Linked DNA regions of Homo sapiens: all the other regions are linked to region 1. Evidence: chromatin loops called from intact Hi-C (ENCODE). Cell type or tissue: heart left ventricle. All regions are shown on one strand. Links, peaks and the distances in the headings refer to the core of each region. The heading gives the core; the rest is flanking DNA.

Region 1 (8,560 bases), core at 3,364-5,863:
CAAGTTCGCCTCTCTAAATCCTATTTAACCAACAACACAACAACTCTGAGGGAATTCTGAGGGAAAACATACTCTGTGCAAGAAGGGGCATTTCAAGAAGTAGCTAGATAATCTTAGACAAGTCACTCAATTTCTCTGAGCTCAGTAACAACTGGAAAAACATGGTGATTACTAAGACTCATGGAACTTCTGGTTTGACAAGAACCTAAAGGTCTACTTTTAATTTTTAAAATACTGTTACCATGAAAATTTAAAACATGCTGAAAAACGAGTACAGACATTATGTAAACAAATGGGCATGGTCATTTCCCAATAAAACTTTATTTACAAAAATAGGTATTTGGCCCACAGGCTATATAGGTTGCTGACCCTGCTATGTAACAATGCTGTTATCACAACTAAAGTTAACAAAAATTCCCTAATATTATACAATCACTCCATATTCAAATTTTTGCGGTAGTCCCCAAATCTATGTTGCAGTTTTGTTTGTTTGTTTGTTTTTTTAAGGAAGGATCTTGCTCTGTTGCTCAGGCTGGAGTGCAATAGTTCACTGCAAACTTGAACTTCTGGGCTCAGGCAATCCTCCAGTCTCTCAGCCTCCCGAGTAGCTGGGACTATGGGTGCACATCACCACACCTGGCTAATTTTTACATTTTTGTAAAGATAAGGTTTTGCTATGTTGCCCAGGCTAGTCTCAAACTCCTGGACTCAGGCAATCCTCCCGCCTTGGCCTCCCAAAGTGCTAGGATTACAGGCCTGAGCCACCTCGCCCGGCCATGTTTATTTTTTAATCCAGTCCAAATGCACACCCTGCATCTAAGACTCCTTTGGAGAGCCTAATGATTCTATTCTTTTATTTGCCTTTCTAACAGCTAAGCTCCTGGGTGCCTAGGACATCACAGTAACAAAGGAGAGACAACACCATGAAAAATAAAGTCTGGTAACTCTGAACAGCAAGGTATGCATTAATATACAGCATTTAAATCTTAAAATAACCTAGAAGGGGTTAAGAATCATTGTGCCCTGTTGAAACTTAAGCTTGAACATACAGAATGGTAGTATCTATCAACTGTGTATCAATAGATCAGTATCCACTCTATGTACTATCAATATACTATATAAAGTCAACTGTACACCAATTGTAACATCAACTCTATTAATTAAAAAGAAATTCATTTAAAAAAAGTTATATTTATTCAAAGAAGGGATCTAGTACTTACCTAGAAATAGAACAATCAATAGGATGATAATGGTAAGGAAAGCCTTGTTCCAAAAAGTTGCAATTTTACCCCAGACATTAAATGAAAAAATCTTCTGCCATCTGTAAAGCAATACAATTATATTAGGTATAAAAAAACTAAAATAAAGTTTTGAAATACTTTTTAAATACTGAAGTAACATTTTAGTAATTGTGTAGCAAGTGAAAATTACAGAAATTTAATTTTAAAATTTATTAATTCTGACATGACAGAATATCTCATGAATTAAAAAACAACTCTTTCAAATTTAATAATAACCTGATATTTGATTATCCTCTGTCTGGTGGCTTAAATATTCTAAAAGTAAACCATACATGAGCAAAACCTTAAAAAGGAATTCTTGCAGTAGTAAAATATTATATTGTTGATAGAAGCTACTACTCTGTATCTTTTTCATGGTCAGAGAAATGACTTAGAAATAAAGATATATTGTTCTAACAATTGGCAACATTTCAGGAGTGGGGTCTAACTCTGCATACTGATTTTTATATAGTACAATTTTAACGTATACTCCAACTAAAAGTTTCTCTACTTTAACCATGAGGGAATTATAAAAACTACCCAGGTATTATACACATAAATTGAAAAAATCTTAAATATGTAGCTTGATAATTTTCACACACACACTATATATATATATATAAAACCATGTAATTACTACAGATAAAGATGTGAACATAGAGGAAATGAGATGGGGAAATAGTCTAGGTGGATTGAACAGTATAAACAAAGACAGTGGTAAGAAAGCATGGGTTATAAATGGCAAAGTGGCAAAATAATCCATCACGCAATAGGAAAGGTAACAAACTTTGTACAAGGGCAATTTAAATGAGTAACACTTTAGTTGAAAGGAGGCAGAAAAATGTAGTAAGCACTTAAATAGCTTCAAGCACTTACAACTTGAAAAAAACAGTTTCACTTTAAGATTAGGACACATTTAAGATTTAAGATTAGGACAACTTCAAGTAACTACTTGAAATTGGTGGGTTGAGGGAGATTCATACAGATGAATCGGTTCATTTTGTCTCTGCTTCCAAGTCCAAGCATTTTATACAGCCAATATTTAAATTATGCAATATAAAATTTTATATTTTTAAGAGAACATAAGTGGTAATACCTTGATCTAGGTCCAAATGTAAATTTACTTATTTCTTCAAGGTTTGGTGTGGTGTAAAAGGGAATGTAAGAGATCTCTCATAGGGAACAACTAGCAGTTGAGCACCTTATCATAGCTAATACCTATTGTGTTCTCACTATATTATGGTTCTAAGTACTTTTACATGTTTTATCTCATTTAATTACAACAACTACCGTAAGGGGTAGACACTAGTACTACCTCCATTTTACAGATGGGGAAACAGATCAGAGAGGATCAAGAGCATGCCCAAGGTTAGTAACATGCAGTTATAGGTGACCTGATTTCTGAGCATGTGCCTTTAACCACTGGGTTATGTAAGAAAATAATAGAGACTAAATGATGAAATATTTTCTTTAAAGATTATGGTGATACAAATATAAAAGATAAAAAGATGTGGATACACACATAGGACATATTGTAAATGATCTGCGTGCATACATACCGTATTTTCTTTATATCTGTACATGAGAACACATTTATATATCATATGCAAATATACACACATCTATCTAATAGCTACTTGATCAGGATGGGTAAAATTTTTATTTGGCAGGAAGAAAAATATTGATCCATAAGTTACAGATCACTCTGATGGAGTAAAGATCAACTGACAATTTTTCCTTCTTTGCAAACCCTTAAGCCTTATCTATAAATTAGATGTTTATATACAAAATCTTTCTTTCTCTTGAGTATATAGGATTCTATCATTGCAAATATTACCAAAAAGCAAAACAGGGTGTTACTGAGTTTGAAACAAAACCTACAGGATGAGAGGCAGCATGATGGAGTAGAAAGAACACTGGACTAAGAGCCAGATTTTTTTCTAGAATCTGTCACTTACCAGCTAGGTAACCGTAGGCTACTTGCCCTCCTGGGTCTCAGTACGTGATATATAGAACATGGGTGGAATGGATCAAATAAGATCAAAGACCCTACAGTATGATTCAATTTTTTTTCTTTAGTAAGAAACAACTTACTGAGCTTAGCTTAGCTGATAGAGAAGGACAGAAGAGAGCAGAAATCCAGGCAGGTAAGGAGCAAGTTAGGAGTTGTGAAAGACTATCTGGACCCTGAGCTAAGGTGAAACTTTAAGAAGTTTCTCCCAGTCCTGGGATTTTAATACACTTTAGTGGGTTATCTCTAGGATCTCACTTATGAAATACTTTCTTTTATGCCAGGAGTATGAACAAATATCTTGCAATATTTTTATTACATGTGTATTTCCCCATTCATACTATCAAATTTCTGGATCTAAAATTAAACGACTAAAAAGTAGATTACTGCAAGGGTAAAATGAACCACTGCTTGGCTTGAAACACTGTACTTGGTTCTTCAAGACCTTAGAAGTTCCGTCACTAACGAACTAATGCTAATACATGGTTGTGATACTTTTCACATTCAGCACTTTTAATATACATTCATTAATTTTATGTGAAATCAAAAGTAGTAAAATTGTCATTAATGAAACTAACGGTTACAAAGGCGAAAACTAAGAATAATTTATTGGCTTTGGTTTCTAAATTGCTGTTCCAGTGCCTCAGTGAAACACTTTTACACCCATGCTGTACTGTAAACATGATTTATCCACTTATATTTATTTAGTTCATGGCTCCAATTCAGGGCAATAAAACAAAGGTAAAACCTGAGACAAGGCAGGGCAGGTGTTAAAAGTATAATCGTTGCTTTATTATATCTGTAATCAACAGAATCAAAAGTATAGGCGCCTTTTCTTTTAGAAGGGAAGAAAAAGTTATTTCACTTGTACACGTAACAGAGTTTTATATAAAATGTTATTTTAATATTGTCATTATATACTACCTAATTCGTTAGGTGAGTTTATTTTCAAAGACTTTCGAAACTTTTTAATGTTCAGAAAACTTTTTCCATTTTACATTAAGAGCGATCCAATATTTATTAGTTAACGATTTGAAGGTTTCCTACCTCTGAGGAGGAATAAAAGGTAGGCAGAAGATTAAAATGAGTCCTATTTCGGCATAAAGAAAGGTTGCCACTGCAGCCCATTGGAGTGTCATTTTTTTCTTCACACCTAAATGGAAAAACACTTATTTTCTCTTGCTTCCTTTCAAACAAAACCGGGTTCAAGGCCCCGAGGCGCAGCGTTTTTGTCCAGGGGATGGACAGTGTTCCACCTTCCCCCACCTGGGAAGGCAAGCACGGACCCCGGTCAGGAAGGGGAAAAGGGTGGCCCGGGAAGCGGGTGTCGCCACCTCCCTGGGAGTCGTGGGAACTGGCGAGGCGGCTCGCTGGCCACTGCCTTTTCCGCCAGCTTCGCGGCGACAGAAGCCCAACGCCTCCCTCCACCAACGCCCGGCTTCCCGGCCCTCCCGCTCCCAGAAGGCGCCGCGGGCCCTCGACCACCGCGCCGCGGACCGGGCCGGGCCGGGTCGGGCCAGGCCAGCTCCGCGGGGTTCTCCAGACCAGGCAGCGGCGCTCTCCCTCCGCGGCCTACGCCCCACGGGTCCCCGGGTCGCAGAAGCCCTTACCCGCCGGCAGCCCGCCTGGCTCCCTGCGCTGCTCCGCGGCCGCCGACGCGCGGGACGTCAGACGCCGCGGCTGGGCGGGGGAGGGGAGCCAGGGCCCCACCCCGCCTCACGCCCCGCAGGCTCCCGCCCGCGGGTCCGTCCCGGCTGAGGTCACAGGCGGCGCGACCACGTTTATTGGCAACAGTTGTTTTCTAATTGGCGGCAGGTCAGAGAATGAGTTAGACTTTTGACCTGATGCTTGGAGGTCGGAGCGCAACTTCTTCAGGAGGACAGACTTTCCACTGCTAAGTGCGGCCCCGGCGGGAGGGTGCCGGGGTCCAGGTCTAAGGAGCGGCGCCGGGCGGCGGGGCTGGATTGGGTGGTGCAAATTCAGCGAACGCGCTTAAGACGCACTCCTTTCCGGTCACCTACTCTCTCTTCATGGTGGGAACTGTTTGTGTCCAGAATTAAGCTATATTTAATAAAGGGCCAGGATGAGGTGGTCGTGCAGCATTTTGTTCTGGAGAACCTAGGATCAACTGTATGTCACAACATATTCCGTAGGCGTTCCCGTTCCCGTCCATGGGCTGGGAAGAGACAGTAAACTTTACCGTGATGTTTGGGGACTGGTACGAAAGGTGGGTATGGGGATATTCTTTCACTATTTTCCAGCTTTTCAAACTGTGCGTGTACATTTAAGTTGTTGAGTTTTTTCAATATTGACAACGTATCAGGAATTTAATAAAAGTACTATCCTGGTAACAATTATTTGGGGAATAGTAAATAAATGTTGAAAATTGATAATTATAGAATATAAAACATTCAAAAACACATTTAAGTTGGTGCTTTTTCTTAATTTATCACTAATATTCTGGATCACATGTAACAGAAAAAATAGAAAAATAGACTTTGAACATAAATTAACCATAAGGAAGATTTTTTTTTTTTTTTTGAGATGGAGTCTCCCAATGTCGCCCAGGCTGGATTGTGGTGGTGCGATCTCGGCTCACTGTAGCCTCTGCCTCCCAGGTTCAAGTGATTCTCTGGCCCCAGTCTCCAGAGTGGCTGGGATTACAGGCGCCTGCCACCATGCCTAGCTAATTGTTGTATTTTTAGCAGAGACAGGGTTTCACCATGTTGGCCAGGCTGGTCTCGAACTCCTGGACTCAAGTGATCTGCCTGCCTTGGCCTCCCAAACTGTTGGGATTACAGGTGTGAGCCACCGCGCCTAGCCAGGAAGTTACTTTTTTTTTTTTTTTTTTGAGACAGAGTCTTGCTCTGTTGCCCAGGCAGGAGTGCAGTGGCGCAATCTCAGCTCACTGCAAGCTCCACCTCCCAGGTTCACACCATTCTCCTGCCTCAGCCTCCTGAGTAGCTGGGACTATAGGCGCCCGCCACCACGCCCAGCTAATTTTTGTATTTTTAGTAGAGACGGGGTTTCACCGTGTTATCCAGGATGGTCTTGATCTCCTGACCTCGTGATCTGCCCGTCTTGGCCTCCCAAAGTGCTGGGATCACAGGCGTGAGCCACCGCGCCCGGCCAGGAAGTTACTTTTAATCAAAAGTGTTAGAACTTCTTGCCCATCCACGCTGGTTCCTTCCAAACACCGAGCACATTACTCTAGTGATGATGCTGTGCTCACAACACTAGGGTAATTCAATTCAGAGTTCTGACCATACCTCCCTATTTTGTACAGTATTCATAGAAAATGAAACAGCGAGTTATCTTTAAAAAAAAAAATGCATTAACTGAAAAGTGAAAACAGAATGTACTGAGAAAAAAGATGGCACCACAGTGCTTATGTTAAAATGGATTCATTCAATATTCCCAAACGTGAATTAAACAGTTTTACATAATTGTTTCCTTATAACAGTTTTCATGTTGGCAAAACAAAATAATACTTTAATTATGAACGGTTTTATTTCAGTCTGAGATACTTAATTCTTGCAGTGCATGCCCACCGATAACAAAATCTATTAATAACACTCCAAAACCATGGGACTTTAAAGTTACAATCAACGGCTGAGAGGCACAAAAGTAATTAGGTTTTAAAGTTAAAAACAAAACCTGGTTACTATTCTCTAGGAAATATTTCAAATATATAATCATCTCCAGGTTGGACACCAAATTTCCTATACTTAAGATATGGTAGATTGCAATTAATTTTATCTTTTTAGGTAGGAGATTATTAAGCTTTCAATCTTTGGAGGACCTAGAAGTTTTGAAATGTACCAAATTTAATGTCATTAACCAAATGGAATTTTTAATATAAGTTCTGAGTGCAATTCTATTCAGAATTTCCTGTTCTTTTTCATTTTGGATGGATGTTGGTATTTGTTCCACCACTTTTTTGCACCTGCATACTTCTTGTTAATTTATAGATACTATAAGCCATAATTTCTTAGTATTAAATTTTATTTTAAAATGTTAAAAACATGATTAGGAAAAAATTCCCACTCTACCCATCCCCCCAATATCTATAGAACAGGATTCAGAGCAGTATTTGTCAATGTTTGCCTAGGATGATCAGGATGTTTGAACCACTGGGAGTTTTCTTTAAACTGTGTATTTCTGGGTCTACTCCAGATCTACCTAATCAGAATCTCTGAGGGTGGTGTCTACAACTGATTTTTAAAAAACGCTCCCAGGAATTGTTTTTATACTAAAATTTGAGAGCTACTGGTTTAAGGTACAAAATATGACCTTCTGTGGTTTCACTGTGGGTCTAAAAGTATATATTAAAATTATTTGGGAAGTCTAGTCAAATGCCATAATGGTCTGTAAGGTAATCTATGATTGCTGATGTGCTTGACAGAGCATTAAATACCCTTTTTTCCTGCCTTGAAGTTATCTTTTCCATCATGTACATTAAATGTTGATGGAAACACATGTAAGGAGTCCCGAGTTCAAGAGCAATGTCAACCCAGTCCCAGATGCATTTCAGTGGGGTTTCCTCATATCCAGCAAACATGGCCGGGTTTGCTAAGAGTCCTCTTGCAACCATCACACCTACAAATTAAAGCACACCATATTTGTCCATACATTAAGAACCCCTGGTTATTAGTTCAAGCTCAATGAAGCAAACAGTATATTTTTAAAAAGTATTATCACAAGGTTTTGTAATGTCTTTATTGCATTAATATGTTTAATCCGATTACAAAAGAATTAATTTTGGTACCTTTTGTAAACCAGGAAAGTTTAAATGTACGTACAGAAATCTTTATTTTTTAAAGATTTCTACATTAAACCATTAGTCTTTAGTTTTTCTTTAGGGTAAATCTGGATTGTCATAAATTGGGCTGCTTAAAGTTCAGTTTATCTATATTCTCCCATCTAGCAATTATAGGGCTTGGCATGCCAATAATTTAAGGGAATAATGAAACTGCATAGCAGTTCTGGGATTCCTTTAGCTCTTATCATTCTCGAGTTCACTTACTCTTATTTCTAGGTGCTTTATTTTACTAGTAGGCTATCTGGAAAATTCTTCACTGGTCACTAGATATGATGGTGTCAGAAAAGTAACTGAATTAATTTATCCCAGTTAAGATAATCCATGTTTTTCTAGGTAGAAAACTTAACATCATTTTAATAAATCGCTTAGCTTAAAACAGTACAATGGGAAAATATGGCTTAATGTTAAACAAAACAAATGAAAATCAAATTAACATTACTTCCCCAC
Region 2 (8,301 bases), core at 5,802-8,301, 380 kb after region 1:
CTATAGCTCCCCAAGAAGGTCCAGGGTGCAGCCAAGGGCGTGAACCCCTGCCATAGTGGGTCATATTTCAGTTAGGATGAAAGACTGCTGAGGAAGCTATGACAGGTCAGTAAGAACCATCAGCCTGTCAGCTTTGTTTCCAGAAGTGACCCTGAGCCCTCAAGCTTGGTACCCACATCCCACATGAGCCACTGGCCCTCTGGGCGTATGTGTGGATAAAGATTAGCTCGGACCCTGCTCTTTTTCCTTGCTTATCTGTTACTCAGCTATGAACATCTGACACAGAAATGGGAGAGGTTACCAGCCCCGGTGAATGTTCCTGGTAAAATCTGCCCTCGGGAAAGGCTTTGGATTTGGGTGAGGAGTTTGGGCCTGGGCTAACACAGGGATTTGCAATGTCTGTGTGGATTATTTTTCCCGAGTCCCAAAGATTCACTCAGCTGCAACACACTCAGTCGTCTTAAAAAGAGGATTCAGTTAATTGAACACGTTCATTTTTCTCATCTTAACAAGTTGGTCATTTTTGTCGTCTTAACAAGTTGGAATGAGTTCATCCAAAACAGTTGTCCTGCTGTGTGTACATCACAAATCTGTTTTCTTTTGCTTCTCTTTAAAAATGTCTCCTGAGTGATTTCATCAGCAGTGCTGTTGCTAAGCCTATATTTAGCAACTGAAAATCATGCTCAGAAATACTGTCATGCTTTTTTAAAAAGGCATATCCATCCCTCCACACATGGCTGATTCCAGAACCTTCATGCCCTTAGCAAAAAATTGAGCTGTCCTTCAGGGTTTCAAAAAAAGTACTGTACTCCTGCTGCACCCCAGGCTCTTGGCAAGGAGGGGACTTTTGTCCTAGAGAATGTTCTTTCTTATGTATTATTGCAAAACAATTTTGTTCTTGCATACTGAAGCATCACTGGATGAATTTCTTTCCCCTGTAGACAAACCGAGGGTGAGTATTGCTCTTTAAATGTCAGTAAATTTGTTTTAGCTTCTGGGGCAAACCTTGTTGTATACTCATTCTGTTCCTCCCAGCATAATATGTTAGGTTGTCATAAAATAGGGCAAATTGAGGATAGTGTAACTACTGCTGCTGAATAAATGGGAAATAGTGAACCATCCTGCCTTCCTGTTTTCTTCTGACACCAGATGCTTTCTGGAGCTTAAATGAATACTAGTCAAGTTCATTTGAAAATCAGAGTAATAACTTACTCATGGGACCAAGTGGTGTAAATGGGGGCAGTTGTATGTGTTCAGCCTGCATCAGGCAGGTGCTCCAGACACGTGTGCTCCCTCAGATGCAGAGGCAGCCGCCTGGCTCGTGCCTGTGGGTAAGTGTTGAATGTGTTTTCAATAAAGATAGAGTCTTTGATGGAAAGATTTCTCAAGCTCTGTAACAGCGGTGGGGTTGGCCTCAAATCCATTTACTCTGGATATTTGCCGTGGAGAGCAACTCTTCTTCTTATGGCCCTCTTTGAGTAGGAGTACACAAATGTTCACAGACCTTATTAGCCTAGTGGTACTTTTATCTACACCATCAGAGAATGCTTGGTGCCATGTGCATCCTTGGATCCCTTGCCCTCTTGCCATGGTCCAGGGTCCACAATCTGGAAGCCATTCCCTCAGCTCCTCTGTACTTCTGCAGAACTCCCAAGATCTCCATCGATGGAGGGAAATGTTTCTCCTCCTGGTACCATGTCACTAGCTACCTATCAGTTCTGTGAATGGAGTGTCTGAAATAGGACGAAGAGGGAGGATGGAACCAGGGAAAAGCCTGGGCTTAACTGCTTATTGAGGCATGTAGTGTATCTTTAAGTCATTTATGCATTTCAGTACTTACTAATCACATTGAATATTTAAATGCCTGACAAAAATCAATGTTGTTTTCCATGAAAACTTCCACTTGGCTAGTTTTTGTCATGTTGAGCAGTGTTGCCATGTTACCACAAACCATTCCTCTACTAATCGTGTTTTTTTTCTCAATAAGGATAACCTCAATAATCTACTTATTTTGGTTACAAACCAGAGTTAAGACTAACTGTTACATAACACTTGGCCTGACTTCCAAGAAAGCTAATGTTTTGCTTAAGCAAATGAAGTAATTTAATAAGTACTCGAAAATCTTGCTCTAATTTCATGTGGGAGGGCAGCTTAATCTTTTTTGCCCCATACTTCTGATGGTGTTTTTGATGACTACCCAAAAATCTAACCAAACTCATTTCTGATCTCTTCTACATGTTGTGTAACTTACGTGATGTCTTATCCTTTTAAATGCCAACGAAACTAAGTTGATTTTTGTCCATCAAATATATCTAATCCATTCACTATGAAATGATTGTAGTTCCTGTGAATTTAAACACTTCTTATACGCTGATACATACACCTTGGTGTCTTAAAGACAGATGAGCCCTTGGGGATTTCTTTACTGTATATGATTCTGTAGGGACTACATTTGGGGAGTGGAGACAATTTCCCAGGATGGCATACCAACTAGAAGCATATTACCAAAAGAAGCAAGTTTTTTTCATAGAAAAATATCTCCATTCAGGGTCAGCTCTGGTTTAACTAAGGCATCTCACAAAACATTGTTCTCTAAGAGCACTAAATTCCATCTTGCATGCCAGTTGAGAGTGGTATGTTAGCTGGGACTTGAAACTGGGTATGTGAGCTGAGTAATGGTATGAACTTACATGTTATTTAAAACAGCTACACTTCTTCTGGCTCACGCCTGTAATCCCAGCACTTTGGGAAGCCCAGGTGGGCGGATCACGAGGTCAAGAGATCGAGACCATCCTGGCCAACACGGTGAAACCCCGTCTCTACTAAAAATACAAAAAAATTAGCCGGGTGCAATGGCGGGCGCCTGTAGTCCCAGCTACTCGGGAGGCTGAGGCAGGAGAATGGCGTGAACCCAGGAGGCGGAGCTTGCAGTGAGCCAAGATTGCGGCACTGCACTCCAGCCTGGGCGACAGAGCAAGACTCCGTCTCAAAAAAATAAAAAAAAAAAAAAAACAGCTACACTTCTTCAGTAAGGGCTTGCCCATCCCCCTGCATACCTGATTTAAAGTACTCCTGCCCTGACCAGAGCATGGAGCCAGCCTTCAGGGATTCCAAAGTGCCGGATCCTACTAAGTCAAGGCTGTTGATACAGAGGTGAGATCGTTTCACAAACCTGTGTGACTCCAAGATGGTTTCCATTCTTTCCTGCTGCCTGGAGTTAAGAAAGGCTTTCCTTAAAAGGGAGCATTGAAGCCGAGTCCTAAGAGATAAAGAGCTGCGCAAGAAAGTAAGCAAGGAAGGGTATTCTAAGGATAAGGAAGATAATGTGCAAAGGGCTAAGAGAATGTGGCTCTTTAACTGAAACATTCAGTATGGCCAAAGATAAACAGGCCCTTTGGCACCCCCTACTTTGTTAGGCAGAGACAGCTTTATTTCATAGCAATGTATGAACAAACACCCTTGATCTTTCCCTAGGTGGGCAGCCAGGTTGGGCCATACAAATGGGGCAAATATGCTTTGCACATTACTTGGTAACACAAAAATGGAAACTAATGATTTGAGGGTCTTTTTAGGCCACATCAAGCTATCTAAAACCCAGCAGTAGCACAGAAAGGGCTGGGAGCAGCTTGATGATGAAGCTGGTATTCAGTTGGGTTGAGTCTAGGCACTGACCAGAGCATGGAACCAGCCTTCAGGAATTCCACAATGCTGGATCCTGCTAAGTCAAGGCTGTTGATACAGAAGTCAGACCTTTCCAGATTTCCTATAAAGAACAGGGCACGGCAAGTGCTGTAATACTTCAGGGGAAATCTCTTGCTATAATATGGAAGACTGACCAGAACAGGGGAGAAACAGCAGTAGGATGCTCACCACCTTAAGAGGCTACAGCAATCATTAGGGCACAAGATAGCAAGGGTTCAAAGTGAAGCGAAGGGGAGAGGAGGGACTGGATGTGGAAATGTGTGTAGCAAATTAATAGGATTTGGTAATTGTTTCGGTGTAGGAGGGGAAAAGAACTAAGAGACCTTAAGTTGATGGTGCCCTTTGTTGAAATAAGGGAAGGCGGGCAGAACGCTGCCCCAATTTTTTGACAAATGAGTTTGAGGCTACCTGGAAGCAAGTCAGATAAAACTGTCCAGAGGACAGGAAGAAGCAGAGATCAGGAGGGGGAGGTCGAGGGCTGGAACTTAAGAGATTTGAAATCCCTTTACGTATGACAGTGGCTTGTGGGATGAAGGGCACTACAAACTGATCAGTGATAGCCAGACTCTGGGGAAATGTTTTCCCCACAATTCAATGAAAAATCTTGAACAAACCCAATTAGATTAGTATTTTCAGTATTTGAGAGCAAAAGAAAACCACTTAAGTGCTATCGTATGTGAGCTGAGTAATGGTATTAACTTACATCTTTATACAAATGCTCCAATCTCAAACTGAAATTTTGAAGAAAATATGACAAAAATGTATTTGTGTACCTGGTACTTAAATAGACCAATAATTAAAAATTAATCTCGTAGCCATTCTTTTTAGCTCCACTTAAACAGACGATCTGGTTCAGGGACTGACGAACTTTTTCTGTAAAAGAAGGGCCAGATATATTTCAGACTTTGCAGGCCACATGGTCTCTGCCTCAACTATTCAACTCTGCCATTGTGTGAAAGCAGCCACAGACAATATATAAATGAACAAGCATCAGGCTAGATTCAGCCTGCAGGCAGTTTGCTAACCCCCAACCTAATCCATGAGATCATAATCATAAACAATGGAATGGTACATCCCCTTGATTAAATTCAGACTGCTTCCCGATCATGTATTTTGCCATTACAGCCCAAGAGCACTTATTCTAGTTGTTGGTTGTTCATAGTTCATCAAATAACAGGAATATAATGCATCTACTGGTGTTACCGAATGTGCCAAAGGGCCCCATCCCCTTGTACTCTTGAGCGTGCCTTTCAGAGGCGCAGGATGCCCCTCGTGAGCTCTGGGAGTAGGCACAAATGCCCATTCCGTTGCCGGTGTCTTCAGTAGGGAAGCAGGGAAAAGGGAAATTGAGAACATATTTACACAGCCAGAGGACTCCGAGTATATGACTAGACCACTAAGAACAATGCAGACTGAAAACATGGTTATAGTTTTTCACACTAAACGTAGTAACCGTAGTAACCATAGTAACACTACCAGTAACTGAGTGAAGGCTGTTGGTCACTTGGCTTGTGAAACCGAGCATTAACAGTTCCAGAAATGAGCTTACTAATAATTTTTATATATTGGTATCCCCTTAACTGTTTTATGTGATTTATCTAATATTTTGACATTGTTTTCATTTTGGTTTTCAGGGGAGCCCTGGAAGCTTATGTTCAATCAGTGAGAAGTAGAGAAGGCAAAGAATTTGCACCAGTTTATCCCATAATGGTTCAGCTGCTTCAAAAGGCTATGTCTGCTCTTCAGTAATGACATGAAATCTTTGTTCATCTCCACTTTGTGCTAACCCATTCATAGTTGGCAGTTAAACACATACTCCAAAAGACTGCTACTATCTACTATTTTAAGAATGTAATTGATTGTTCGGTATTTCCTATCGACGTTTATTTACCTCTTTAGCACTTATACTTTAGCATAAAAAATGTTGAGTTATCACCACCTTTCAATTCCATGGACCTGATTTTTCCAGAAAGATGTTTTCCTCTTTCAGATTTTTGTACAAGGCTAAAATGTCTTTCCCATCCATAACCAAGTCCTCCTATGGGTACATAAACCCAAAGTCCCCACTTCTTTTAAAGGGATATGATCAAGTTATAACATGTACCCTGCTTCCCCCAACCCTGCCTTCTTCACTAAATAAGCATGTAGCTCAGTGGTTTCCAAATTTGGCTGCACATTCATACCAATCACCAGGGGATTTTTTTAAAATCCTGATGCCCAACTTGCACTCCACATTAATTAACATGTCTAGGAGTGGGAGCCTGACAGACACCACTATTAAAAAAAAAAAAAATCCCCAAAATGATTCCAATAGACAACAAAGTTGAGGAACCACTGGCACATCCCAAGCTAAGATACAAGGTTAAATGGCCTTTTTAAGTATGTCATACTGGATCTTTAAATAAAGCAAGGCTTTTGTTACACTTTGTCATGTTATTAAAAGCAGACCTTTGGGCTGTTTAACCGTGTAACAAAAATGCCACGTGAAAAATAAAAATTTTTATTGTATAGCAATTCTCTATAAATAGTAGATAATCTAAGTCCTTATTTTCTGATGGCTCTTGTTCCACTATTAACATTGTTTTTAATTTTTAAAATCCTATCAGCAGCCTCCTAATTAGCAGTGTTAGGAATTTGCCTTATGTTTTCCATCTCATCTCCTGAACCTGTTATTCTGAGAACTCATAAATAAAATTCAGCCAAGATTAATCAATCAATCAATCAATCAGTAGACGTCAGAGATAAGCAACTTTTTTTTCCATTTATTTGAAATAATATACAAGAATATAGTGTGCAAAATTTAGGGGCAACATCATGAAGAAGTGTGATGAACTGAAATCAATTTTACAGCTGTGATTCCTAACCAGAAACACCACTTGGTAAGTAACATGAAAAGCCATGATTGTAGCTCAGAGCAAAAGCAGCTGTATTGCCAATGTATTTGCTCTAATTTTAGACAGTTGGAGGAAAATTAAAGTGCAAGTGTTGCACTGCAGTAAGTGCAAAGTCTGCCCCCACCATAAAGATTATGATGACAAAATATATTTAAGATACATGGCTGAGGAGATACAGAACACGAAGTTAAAAAATACAATGGTGTTGACTGTTTGTTAATAGCACCATTACAGTGACTATATCCCAATGCTATTAACTAACTTTACCTTGGCCTGGGCTAGGTCTCCATTGGAAATAATAACGGATGGCTGCTGCCACCTGGTGCATCAACTCAGCATGCCATGGTAACTGCAGCAGGTGGCTCTTAGGCTGGGACACCAACACCAGCCACCTGCCCCATGTTCTGGTAGCCTCTTGGCACTGACCAGACTAGGAGCGCCTATGTTTGGCACAGATGCTGAGCCATGTGGTGGTTACTAGAGGAAAGGCCGACTCCCAGCTTCTGCTTCATTTCATCATGTGTACAATACAGATTAATAAGCAGTAAGGAGCCAATGTATAAACAGCAGTTACATATTTTTTAAATTCCCCTTTCGTACAATTTAAAATAAAACATGTATACACTTCTCCTCTCTTTCTACTGTACTTTAGCACCACAGGATATCAATTTTCAAGCCTATTATTACCTGATAGACATATATGAAGTTTGGAAGAAAAATAAGGCAATTTGGTTTAAAATGTTGATAGTTTTAGCTTAATGCTCTAATGGAGAAAGCAAATCCTCACTCATATTATTAAATCATTTCAAGACTCAATGCTATCAGTATCTTATGGTCACACGAATTGAGGACAAATGGTGAGACCTTGATCTTCTTAAGTCTTTCCATCAAGAGTCAATGTATATGCAAATATAGACTTAAGAACATAAGCATCCTGGTTTAATGTTGTTGTGAGCCCTGTGGAAATAAAATTAAACTCAGTGAATGTTTACAAATCAATACATAGTAATCCTATATATGAAAGCTAAGATGTATAAGATGTTTATAAATTTACTATTAGAAAATACTGCTTTCTTAAAGGTGATTTTAAAAAGCTAGCTGATATCTGATGGCTCAAGCATCCAGAAAATGTATGCAATGATAAGACATTGACTAGGATGAACAGAAAAGGGATACAGGAAAAGTCCGAACACATGAAATTCTAAATTAACCAAGAACTGCCAAAATTCAGTTCAGCCACCCTCTCATCTGACTACTGACTGACCACTATTTTTAAAGAAATTGTGAAAAATTTAAACAGATATGACCTGCATTTTACTAAGAAACAGGCACATGTACACAATGAATTTAAAACATCTTTGGCCAGCCCTCCTACTATAAAAATATTGATATCTTCCCTTCATCTTTCAATGATACTTCAAATTGACCCCACTATATCACATGTAATTTTTTTGCAATTAATCTAAAAACGCTGAACCTAAAAGATGCTAGTTTAGTAATGGAAAAGTTATAAGAAACAAGTCTATCCAAGATAGCTTATCATATAGACTTGTTTGCCACCATTCCTGGGCCTATTTCTTCTCCTCCTTGAAATTTTTCAATCTAGAAATTCTGTGCCAATGGCACAAGTCCCCATGAATGACAGCTAACATACCCCAACACCTCCAGCCTTATTGGTCCCTCACCAATTAAGGAAAAAAAGCTG
Region 3 (2,500 bases), core at 1-2,500, 400 kb after region 1:
TCAAAAACTGAGGGTTGTCAGGCTGTGGGAGAATTTGCTAAAAAAAAAAAAAAAAGAAAAAAAAAGAAAAAAAAGACACACACAAAACAAAGTTTTTGGAAGCTTTAGTTATACGCACATTCCCATTAATAATAAGCTTTCCTAACACATAGCAGAGCTGTATATAAAATCAAATCCAGATCACTAACAGAACAGTGAGACTACTTCCTATGAGGAATGTTAATGTACTTCAACTGTTGTACAAACTTTGTAAAAGTTTAACCTCATAAATAAACTTACCCTTTCGTGTCTTACTGGTGTTTCCTCCTTCCAATGGTGATGAGGGAAGGCTGGTTCACTCTTCGAAGAAGAGGACACTGGTGGAGGGCGTGCATAGGAATGTAAACTTTTGCTAGTGGCTATGATGTGTACAGGAGATGATCTAAAATAAAGCAACAGTTTCAACCATAAGCATAGGTCCTTAAAGTAGATCTTTCCTATTAATGAAAGAACTTCATATTTAAAACGCCAATGTTATTACATTGAACACATTTATGGTAAACACTAGTAAAGACAGCAAGATTTCATTTTATAATTATATTCCTTAACTCCTTATCCAAACCCTCCTCACACATTTTAGACATCGTTTTTTTCAGATTTGACAATATATTTTAAACTACGACTATGGTTTCATTTATTTATCCCATTCATTTTTCTATCAATACATATACATGTGTATATTTCGTTTGTGAATGATAATACCCCCTCTAATGCAGGGCGTCCTATCCATTTCTTTCTTCTACTTTGATGTACTCAGTAAGTCTCAGTATGAAGACAGCATTTAAGCTTAGTGTAACCAACTCTGAACTCTTTATCTACCAACCACATATCACTGGGCAGATACAAGAACTACCTTAAGCAAAAATGCTTACACTTTTTATAGCAGAGAGCAGCCTATCCACCCTCCTTGTAACTGGACACTATTTCTTGTTTTCTAATACAAACTTGCTGAAAAGCAACTACATATAAGGTCTAGTTATTTTTTCTCCTCAAAGATCACCTTAAAAAAAAAACTTTATCCCTTGCCCTCTTTTCTTCCCCTCAAAAGTCTCTTTTACCAGACAATGCTCCCTTTAGAGTATATGGAGCTCCCAGGAGCATACCCAGATCCTTCCCTCACAAACAGACCAGATATTCATGGGTGGGGTAACAGAAAGAAACAAGCCTATAGAGGATGATGAATGATGTGTATGGACTCAGCAGTCTGGAAAGGAAGCAGAGAGGAAGACAGCCAGGTGGAGGAGGGAAAACCATCTGAAGGTAAGGTCCCAAATCAGGATAATTGTCTGAGATGCCAAATAGAGATCTGGTCCTTAACAGAAAAAGTTTATGCATGTCTGTACTAATACTCTTTAAAAAGGAGAGGAAGGGCCGGGTGCAGTGGCTCATGCCTGTAATCCCACCCAGCACTTTGGGAGGCCAAGGCAAGCGGATCACGAGGTCAGGAGATGGAGACCATCCTGGCTAACACAGTGAAACCCCATCTCTACTTAAAATACAAAAAACCAGCCAGGCATGGTGGTGGGTGCCTGCAGTCCCAGCTACTCGGGAGGCTGAGGCAGGAGAATGGCGTGAACCCGGAAGGCGGAGCTTGCAGTGAGCCGAGATTGCACCACTGCACTCGAGCCTGGGCGACAGAGCAAGACTCCGTCTCAAAAAAACAAAAACAAAAAAGAGAGAAAGGACATCTTTCCAATTTTTCCCTTATTCCCTGAGAATTTGTATTAGCCCTTCAATTTCTACCTTATCCTCATTAACATTTTTCATTTTACCTTTCCAGAAATTACTTTTACATAAGGATCTATACTTTCATGTTCACATCACTCCTTAAATCGAAAGGCCCTCAGATTTCCATGCATTGTAGCATACTCTCCAATTTTTGATTTCAAATTATATGCTGAATGTTTCATCTTTTGCCCAAAAACTGCCCATCCTGTTATTACACATTTAGATATATATGAAGTATCAGAGAATGGCCAAACTGCTAAATATTCCTTTTGTTCATTCCTGACTCCCTAATTTTAAAAAGTGAGTTTTATCAGTTCTTCTGTTTAACCATTTAAAACAGAAGTAACAAAAAGTAAAAATAAATAAAAATGAAGGGAACAATGTGATATTCTAAAATGTATATGGCCTAAATACTCTGTGAAAATTAACATGCTAAACACGTCCAAACACTAACAGCATTGATTTCTTCATCTCTCTCTCTATTCAGGGGTAATATAAATTTTTACCTGTCCTCAACTCCTTAACTATAGACTTCAGATATCAAAGCTCAGTAACACAGTTTAACACTCAACAATAAGCTGCATGAGCAGACAGTGTTAGGAGGTAGGCCAGACAACAGAGCATTACTCAAAATGCTGGACAGAATAATACATCCTCAGGGAGATACTCCTTTCCTTATGTCTTATGTTTTTATTTACACTGATTTTCTTCTGAAGGGTTTACTCACTTTCCA
Region 4 (8,560 bases), core at 3,778-6,277, 140 kb before region 1:
ATTTCTACTGTACCTTTTCTGTGTTTAGATACACAGATACCATTGTGTTATAGTTGCCTACAGTATTCTGTACAGTAACATTCTGTACAGGGTTGTAGCTTTGGAGCAATAGACTATACCATATAACCTAGACGTGTGGTAGGCTGTACCATCTAGGTTTCTGTAAGTTCACCGTACGAAGTTTGCACAATGATGAAGTCACCTAACACATTTCTCAGAACATATCTCCATCATTAAGTGATGCATGACTATTAAGAATAATATCAAGAATAAAAAATATTCAGCCTCTTGGAGATTTTCATAATTTCTTAACCTAGAAAGAGCCTTTGGAAAAAATACTTCCCATGTTAAAGAAAAAAAAATTTTTTTTGAGACGGAGTTGCTCTGTTGCCCAGGCTGAAGTGCAGTGGCGCGATCTTGGCTCACTACAACTTCTGTCTCCCAGGTTCAAGCGATTCTACTGCCTCAGCCTCCTGAGTAGCTGGGACTACAGGCGCCCGCCAACACTCCCGGCTAATTTTTTGTATTTTTAGTAGAGACATGGTTTCACTGTGTTAGCCAGGATGGTCTCGATCTCCTGACCTCGTGATCTGCCTGACTCAGCCTCCCAAAGTCCTGGGATTACAGGCATGAGCCACTGCACTCGCTGGAGCCTCTTTTTGAGGGCACTAATCCCATTCATGAGGGTGCTGCCCTCATGACCTAGCCACCTCTCAACAGTCCCACCTCCTAAGACCATCACATTGGGGGTGAGATTTCAACATATAAATTTTAGGGAGATAAAAGCATTCAGACCATAGCAAAAGTTATTCCTGAGTAGAATGATTTAGGGTGATTCTTAGAATTTTATTCTAGTCTTATTTGAGGGGTTTTTAGTTGGAGTTTTAATATTTTTCACCCACATATTTTGATGAGCTAAATCACTAATGAACTTAAGTTTAAAACTATGCTAAACTGAGGTAGAATTCTAGAATCATAAACATACAGTGTTTTCCAGTATTATCACCACGTAAGTCAATCCTGTATGTTTACTTGTGCAATTGATAAGCTTAGGTAAGAAGTTGATTCCACTTAGGTAAGAAGTTTAAATTAAATCTGAGGCAAATTAATTATGCATTGTATTTTTGTAACAGCTCTCCCCCCATTTCATTGGTAAGTATTTCAGTATGAATCTCTAAAATATAACATAGTGACAATGCCATTATCACACCTTTGTCTCTTCAAAAAGTCAAGGTCACGAGGGGAGAAAAGGGTAGGAGGACTTTTTTGAATTAATAAAAGTAAAGGCATTTAATCGTTATCATTATTTTAGAGTATACTACTACTTGTTTTTTAAAAATATTAACTGTAAGACAGCCTCAGGCGGGTCCTTCAGGAGGTATTCCAGAAAAAAGCATTGTTATCATAGAAGATGACAGCACTTTTTCAAATGCAATGAAATTGATTGGATCCAAATTCAGGGGAAAATAGCTATAAAAATTTGGAGAAATTTTAATATAGATGGGCCAGAAGATGATATAAGATAATTATTCTTGAGTATAATAATGGTATTTTGGTTAGGAGATGAATGCTGACTCGGTAGGAGGTAGCATATCATGATGTGCAAGTTACTTTCAAAATATATATAGGTAGATAGGCATATACATAAGGCAAGGATGGCAAAATGTTAACAACTGGTGAATCTTGGTGGGGGGCGTGTAGTATTGTATCCTTTCAACATCTGTGGTGTTGAAAATACTGTATAATTAAAAGTTGGGGAAAAAAACTCTAGACAGATTCATTTGTAACAAAAATAAATGGAAACAAAACAAATTAAAATAAAGGATATCCGGTGCTATAAATTGAATATTTGTATCCTCCCAACTCCACCTGTTAAAGCCCTAACCCCCAGTGTTTATGGTGTTTGGGGATGGAGCTTTGGATGATAATTAGGATTAGATGGTCATGAGGGTGGGGCTTCATGGTGGGTTCAGTGCCTTTATAAGAAGAGACACTGAAGAGCTTTCCTCTCTCTGTTTCTCTCCACACACATGTGCTTAGGAAAGGCTATGTGAACACACAGTGAGAAGGTAGCTGTCTGCAAGCCAGCAAGAGAAGTCTCACCAGAACCCAGCCATGCTGGCACCCTCATCTCAGACTTCCAGCCTTCAGAACTGTGAGAAAGTAAGTTTCTTTTGTTTACATCACCCAGTCTATGGTATTTTGTTATGGCAGCCCAAGCTGATTCATACAGATTTTGGTACCAAGAAACAGGGTGCTGTGTAACAAATACCTAAATATGTGGAAGCAGCTTGAAACTGCATAATGAGAGACTGGGAGAGCTTTGAGATGCATACTAGAAATATGACCATTAAGGGCAATTCTGGGGAGGTCTCAGACAGAAATGAAGAACAAGTCATTGGAAGAATATATTAATTGGAGGAAAGGTGATCTTTGATATAAAGTAGCAAAGAATTTAGCTGGACTGTGTTCTAGTATTTTGTGGAAGGTAGAACTTGTGAGGCTGAATTGGATATTTTACTAAGCAAAGTGTCCGAGGAGTAGCTTGGTTCCTCCTGAGTGCTTATAGCAAAATGTGAAATGAAAGAGATGAATTGAAGAAGGAATTAAGCAAAAGGGAACCAGAGCTTGAAGATTTGAGAAAATTATCAGCCTATCCATATTGCAAAAAATGAGAAAGCTTGTCCTGAAAAGAATACTAAGGGTGTGGATGAACATCCATTTGATAAAAAGATCATGAGTGCAGTTCGTGAACACAATCAGCCATTTCAACAGAAAGCAGGCATAGAGATGGGATTATACCAGCAGAGACACCATCTGTTTGAACTAAAGGGGACAAAGAAAGAGAGGGCCCGGTGCAGTGGCTCACACCTGTATCCTAGCACTTTGAGAGGCTGAGGCAGGTGGATCACTTGAGCTCAGGAGTTTGAGACCAGTGTGGGCAACATGGTGAAACCCTGTCTCTACAAAAAATACCAAAAAAAAATTGCCAGGCATGGTGGCATGCACCTGTAGTCCCAGCTACTTGGGGGAGCTGAGGCAGGAGGATTGCTTGTGCCTAGGAAGTTGAGGCTGCAGTGAGCCATGATCATGCCACTTCACTGCAGCCTGGGCAACGGAGCCAGATCTTGTCAAGGAAAGGGGAGGGGAGGGGAGGGGAAGGCAGTGGGAGGTATGACTGACTTCTTGGATTTTACAGGACAGGACCATAGAGCTATTCAGCTGTGAAAGTGAGCTACTCTTCAGGAAAAGGACAAAAGGACCCCAAAGGCAATTGAGAGATCATCAGGACTGCCACTCCTACCACAGGCTAAGAGTGCATGGGCCCAGGGGGATGGCGTAGGGCAAGACTGCCTCCACCTTGGTTTCAAAGGTCTCTGCCCAGCAAAGCTTCATGTTTGTGGCCACACATTAGCAGTGGGGGTAATGCTACTACCTCAATGAGTCTGGAAGACCGAGATTTGAGCCAAAGAGGAATTTCCTCCAGGCTTAAGATATAACAGAATTTGCCTTGCTAAGTTTTGGACTTGCTTGGGACCCATCACTCCTTCCTTCTCTCCTATTTCTTTATTTTTGAACGGGGATGTGTATTCTATGCCTGTCTCACCATTTTATTTTGGAAGCACGTAACTTGTCTGGTTTCACAAGTTCATAGCTGGAGAGGAATTTTGCCTCAGGATGAATCTTATCTGTACCTGGTTTAGATATTTAAATGAGACTTTTTACTTTAGATTTCAGAATTGATCCTGCAATAAGACTTTTGGGGATTGTTGGGATGAAATGAATGTATTTTGCATGCAGTAAAGACATGAATTTTGGGGGACCAGGGGGCAGAATATTATGGAGTGTATCCTCCCCCAATTTCATGTGGATGCTGTAACCCTCAGTGATGGTATTTGGGTATGGGGCCTTTGGGAGGTAATTAGCATTAGATGAGGTCATGAAGATTGGGCCCTCATGATGGGATTAGTTTCCTTATAGGAAGAAACACCAGAGAGCTTGCATGTGCCTGCCCCGAGGAAAGGTCTTGTGAGCCACACTGCAAGAAGGCTGCTGTCTGCAAGCCAAGGAGGGAGGTCTCACCAAAACCCAGTCATGCCAGCACCCTGATCTGACTTCCAGCCTCCAGAACTATGAGAAAATAAATTTCTGCTATTTCCACCACCCAGTCTATGGCATTTTGTTATGGCAGCCCAAGCTGACTAATATACCTGGGAATGACCTAATTTCCCTGAGTTGCACAGAAGATCCTTTACAGTACCATGAAAATAAAATATACTAGAAAGAGAAAAGATTGGTACTTAATTGCAGTGAATCTCTCACTGAGAGGCTAGAGAATAATATACTCTTTCTTTGTTAGGAATAAACACTCCAGATTGTTGGAACAGAGTGTGAGCTCTCTATCTAATTTGCTATATGGGGAGGAGAGTGTCAGTCTTCACCTAACTTTAGCTATTCTATTTATTGTTACTGTTTGCTTATCTCCTGCAATAAGAGGCAATACAAATGATAGCCTAGTTCTCCTTAACCTAAAGGAATTCAGAATGAATCTTGTCTGCCCAGTGTCCAATTCAGGACATTTATTTGGCCCTTTATTAATGCCCCAGGGAACAATCTACCTGCTTCCTTGGACCCTGTTAACATTTAAATCTTTTTCAGCTATCTCTAGGGTGTTAAACCACACCATCAACATTCACTTATCAAAAGAAATTGTACTGATTTCTTTAATTGTAGAATTGACTCAGTGTTTTAGAATAGTAGTTAAAGGATTTGGGCTCTGGAATTTAACTCAGCAGTTTACTTCCCGAGTGGCCTTCCTTAGGCAATTCACTTAACCTTTCTTTTTCTCAATTTCCATTATCTGTAAAATGAGGATACCTGTTCCCACCTGTAGTGTTTTTGTGGAAATTACATTAGCCAGTGAGGCCAGGTGTGGTGGCTCACACCTGTAATCCCAATGCTTTGGGATGCTGTGGTGGGACAATTGCTGGAGCCCAGGAGTTTGACGCTGCAGTGAACTGTGATTGTGCCACTGCACTCTTGCCTGGGCAACAGAGCAAGATCCTGACCCTAAAAATAATAATAAGTAAGTAAATAAAAAATAAATTAGCCAAAGAATTTAAATAACTAGCATCACAACTTTCACAATGCCTAACAAATAATAAGCACTTAATGACTGTGAGTCATCTTCGTCTTTGTCTTCATCATCCTCAAATTTGACAGGTAGATAAAAATCCTAGACAGAAACCGTTTTAGGAGATGGTGTCCACTAGGTGGCACCAGTCACAGGTAAATAAAGTCTCCCACATACGTTTCACCAAAAGTTTGGAAGTCATGAAGAGATGTAAAATATTTTGCATTATTGCAATGGCAATAATGCAATATATAGAGAGAGATATATAAATATATTGTGGCCCCAAAACTAGATATTTCCTCCCAAATAATTACCTAATGGATGTCTTACAAGCAAACATGTTCTGATTTGTGATTCCCAGGCCCCAGGAGATTCTGATGCAGGGATCAGCAGACGAACTTTGAGAAACTCTCGTTTTCTGTAGCTGGGTATGATGGTACGATACTAAACCTCACCATCTCAGGAGTGTAATTAGGGTCAGGTTTGGCTAACAACTGGAGCTTTTGTTTTGCAGAAATATATTCCTCCTACTTATGTTGTAGCAGGGTGTGATTTGGAGAAGAACCCTGTTGAAGGTCAGAGATTTTGTACCTAACATTCTGTGGAAGGAAACTCTTTGTGGGCAGTAGGGAGGGGAGTAGACAGCTGACACAGGGACAAGAACTTGGTTGGAAGAGCAAGAGTTCAAATAAGGTTTTTAGGCAGTTTTTCTACATGACAAGTAAATATCCACAATCCTTTTGTAATTGGATGTTTTTCTGATATCTGAGAAACTCTTAGTAAAGCAAGAACAAAATGGGCTAGACATTTGAGTTATAATACTTTTCAACTTTTCTGTCTTGACTCCTTTCTGTTATCCCTAAGCCTTCAAGCAAAATCTTATTAAACATATCCTAGTTATGTTTAAGGGAGGTAAGGCTGTGTCCATCTTTGAGATGTATTATTATACCAGTTGAAACTGAGTTATAGAATTAAGGTGACAAACTTTTAAACATGTGAATGCACTCATTAATAAAGAAATTGAATAAAAGCCTGGAATTCCTACATAGGATGGACTGTTTTGTCATTTGGGTATCAAAGGGCAAGGTGATCCCAGAAGACTGGCCATGGTAATACTCTAAATCGGCTGAAGACCTAGGGGCTGGAGATGGATCCCAGACGGGGAGAAGTTGACAGAAAAAAAGCATAAAAGGGTAAAAGTGAAGAGGAGATGTAAGCAAATTGGAACATAATTAAATTGGGTAGAAGTTGAAAAGAGCATTTTGGGAAGTCGATCTGTCCTGGCCTTTCTGTCTTAGAAAGAAATAAAAGAGAGGCCTGTGGCAGAACCATTCCTTCAACTTCCTGACCCCCAACTCCCATCCCATCCTAAATTCCTTTCATCCCAGAGAAAGGGGAGTATTCATCCTATACAAGTTAGATCCCCTCTTGTCTTTTGTCCACACACCATCAGTTATCTATTCCCTCTTGTACATTTTCAATTCTTCTTTCATTACTAGTTCTACTCTTTAAGTATGTATGTGTGTGGGAGGATCCCTTGAGCACCAGGAGTTTGAGACCAGCCTGGGCAATATAGCAAGAACCTCTCTCTATAAAACAAATAATACAAAAATTAGCCCGGCATAGTGTGGCAAGTCTGTGGTCCCAGCTATTCAGGAAGCTGAGTGGTAGGTTCACTTGAGCCCGAGATGTCAAGGCTGCAGTGAGCTGTAATTGTGCTACTGAGCTCCAGCCTGGGCAACAGAGGGAGATCCTTTCTCAAAAAAGAACATAGTATCAGTGGTCACCAATATTTTTAGCTCTCCTTCCCTTCTTAGACATTTGGAAGTATTATATTTGCCCGCTTTTTTTACTTTGGCCACCGAAATGTGAGTGAAAGTTACATGTTGCTTCTGGGTGGAAATATTTGAAGCAGGTTCACAATTCTTGCTTTTATTGTTTTGTTTTGTTCTTCCTTGCCTTCAAGAAAGGTGATCCTGTGTTGAGATAATAGATGTCTAAGATCAAAGCTGCCTAGAATGCTAAGTCATCACATGGAAAAAAAAATTGCCTTGACCCACAGCAAACATTCAGCAAGAAAAAACCACCCCAGACTTTTCTTGTATAAGTCACTAAAGTTTTTGCTCTTTTTAGTTCTGAGGTATGAATGTGTTAGGTTACTGTAGTATAATTAAACCTATCCTGACTAATATAAATGCTATGCAAACACATATTTTAAATACATCTATTTTAGCCCCCACTTCCAACTAGCTGGCCACCCATAAGCCTCCCTAAACAGAAATTATGGAGCTGCCAATGCTTGTGAACTGACCCTCTTCAAGTCTCCCATATTTCAGTAATTATCAGCACCATCCACTTAGTTACTCAATCCAGAATTCAAAAACAGAGATTATCTCAATTCTTCCCTCTTCCTCCCCTCACAGTCTGATCACTAAGTTTTCCTAAGTCTGTCTCAAATAGATCCTGAACATCTGCAATGGCCTTCTTCCTGTTCCTACTTCCGGTCTTGGAATATTTTATATATATATATATATATATATATATATATATATATATATATATATATATAAAAAATACAATACCTTCTTGTGGTACAAAATCAGAAGTTAATAAAGGGTCTACAGTAAAAATTCGGCCTCGAACCCCTGCCCCCAGGTACCCAGTTCCTTCCTGTAGGCAACCAAAATGACCAGTTCCTTTTGTATCCTTTGAGATATGCTCTGCACATAGAAACAAACAGTCTACACTTCTCTCAGAATAATCTTTTTTTTTTTTTTTGAGATGGAGTCTCGCTCTGGAGTGCAGTGGCACAATCTCAGCTCACTGCAACCTCTGCCTCCCGGGTTCAAGCGATTCTCCTGCCTCAGCCTCCCAAGTAGCTGGGTTTACAGGCGTGTGCCACCAGGCCCTGCTAATTTTTGCATTTTTAGTAGAAACAGCGTCTCACTATGTTGGCCAGGCTGTCTCGAACTCCTGGCCTCAGGTGATTCGCCTGCCTCAGCCTTCCAAAGTGCTGGGACTACAGGTGTGAACCACTGCACCTGGCCAGAATAATCTTTTAAAAATACAAATCTTACCATATTTTCTGAGTCTGAAGCCTTTCAGTGCTTTCCCATTACAAACTTTTGATTGTTTAGCATCCTGCTTTGATGACCTCCTTGCCTTTTCTCTCTCTTACCACCCTCCAGTCCTGCTGATCTTTCACTTGTGAGACAACCCCCCTCCCCACTGAGTTCTTTCCTGACTCAGAGTGTTTACCTATACTGTTCCCTCTGCCTGAAAACTTTTTCCCCAGATCTGTACATGCCAATTCCTTCCTTAAATGTTACCTCTTTAGAGAGTGTGCTATTCTTATCATTCTCTATTATTGCCCTCCATTTGTCGCCTTCAGTCTCTACCTCCTTATAATGGCTATGGCTATGTAAG

The links. Hi-C counts contacts between places; a loop is a spot of excess contacts. Peaks named below come from ENCODE experiments on the same cell type or tissue, not always from the same donor. Only the 100,000 strongest peaks of a DNase experiment are listed, where the experiment ranks them.
Region 2: it touches region 1 in a loop (2.3-fold over the local background); 12 of 110 quality-filtered maps call a loop at or near these places.
Region 3: a loop joins it to region 1, with 2.7 times the contacts of the local background. A loop is called at or near these places in 6 of 110 quality-filtered maps.
Region 4: it touches region 1 in a loop (2.1-fold over the local background); 27 of 110 quality-filtered maps call a loop at or near these places.

Annotation. Positions count from the first base shown.
Region 1 is chr7:107,576,643-107,585,202 of GRCh38, reverse strand. DUS4L-BCAP29 (DUS4L-BCAP29 readthrough) reads right to left here. Exons shown (of 13, transcript NR_163941.2): 7 at 4,339-4,444; 8 at 1,221-1,321. BCAP29 (B cell receptor associated protein 29) reads right to left here and starts at 4,957. Exons shown (of 8, transcript NM_018844.4): 1 at 4,902-4,957; 2 at 4,339-4,444; 3 at 1,221-1,321. The coding sequence starts at 4,430. It overlaps DUS4L (dihydrouridine synthase 4 like), which reads right to left. Exons shown (of 8, transcript NM_181581.3): 8 at 6,680-7,890. The coding sequence ends at 7,643. RefSeq lists an enhancer at 4,450-4,519 and a silencer at 4,610-5,099. In heart left ventricle, for the core only: CTCF peaks have their summits at 4,441 and 4,643; DNase peaks (open chromatin) are centred at 4,822 and 4,962; H3K4me3 peaks cover 2,500 bases; H3K27ac peaks cover 2,460 bases.
Region 2 is chr7:107,200,666-107,208,966 of GRCh38, reverse strand. HBP1 (HMG-box transcription factor 1) reads right to left here. Exons shown (of 11, transcript NM_012257.4): 11 at 6,445-7,553. The coding sequence ends at 7,536. It overlaps COG5 (component of oligomeric golgi complex 5), which reads left to right. Exons shown (of 22, transcript NM_006348.5): 22 at 5,337-7,595. The coding sequence ends at 5,451. It overlaps LOC124901720 (a long non-coding RNA gene), which reads right to left and starts at 5,337. Exons shown (of 2, transcript XR_007060471.1): 1 at 4,476-5,337; 2 at 1-3,274. In heart left ventricle, for the core only: a CTCF peak has its summit at 6,938 (motif pointing left); a DNase peak (open chromatin) is centred at 6,946; H3K27ac peaks cover 441 bases.
Region 3 is chr7:107,183,722-107,186,221 of GRCh38, reverse strand. It overlaps HBP1 (HMG-box transcription factor 1), which reads right to left. Exons shown (of 11, transcript NM_012257.4): 4 at 280-421. Among named protein-coding and RNA genes, the nearest start is that of HBP1, 16 kb to the right of the region's middle. In heart left ventricle, for the core only: no CTCF peak of the experiment used is centred there; no DNase peak of the experiment used is centred there.
Region 4 is chr7:107,722,038-107,730,597 of GRCh38, reverse strand. No RefSeq gene overlaps it. Among named protein-coding and RNA genes, the nearest start is that of CBLL1, 18 kb to the left of the region's middle. In heart left ventricle, for the core only: CTCF peaks have their summits at 5,073 and 5,275 (motif pointing right); no DNase peak of the experiment used is centred there.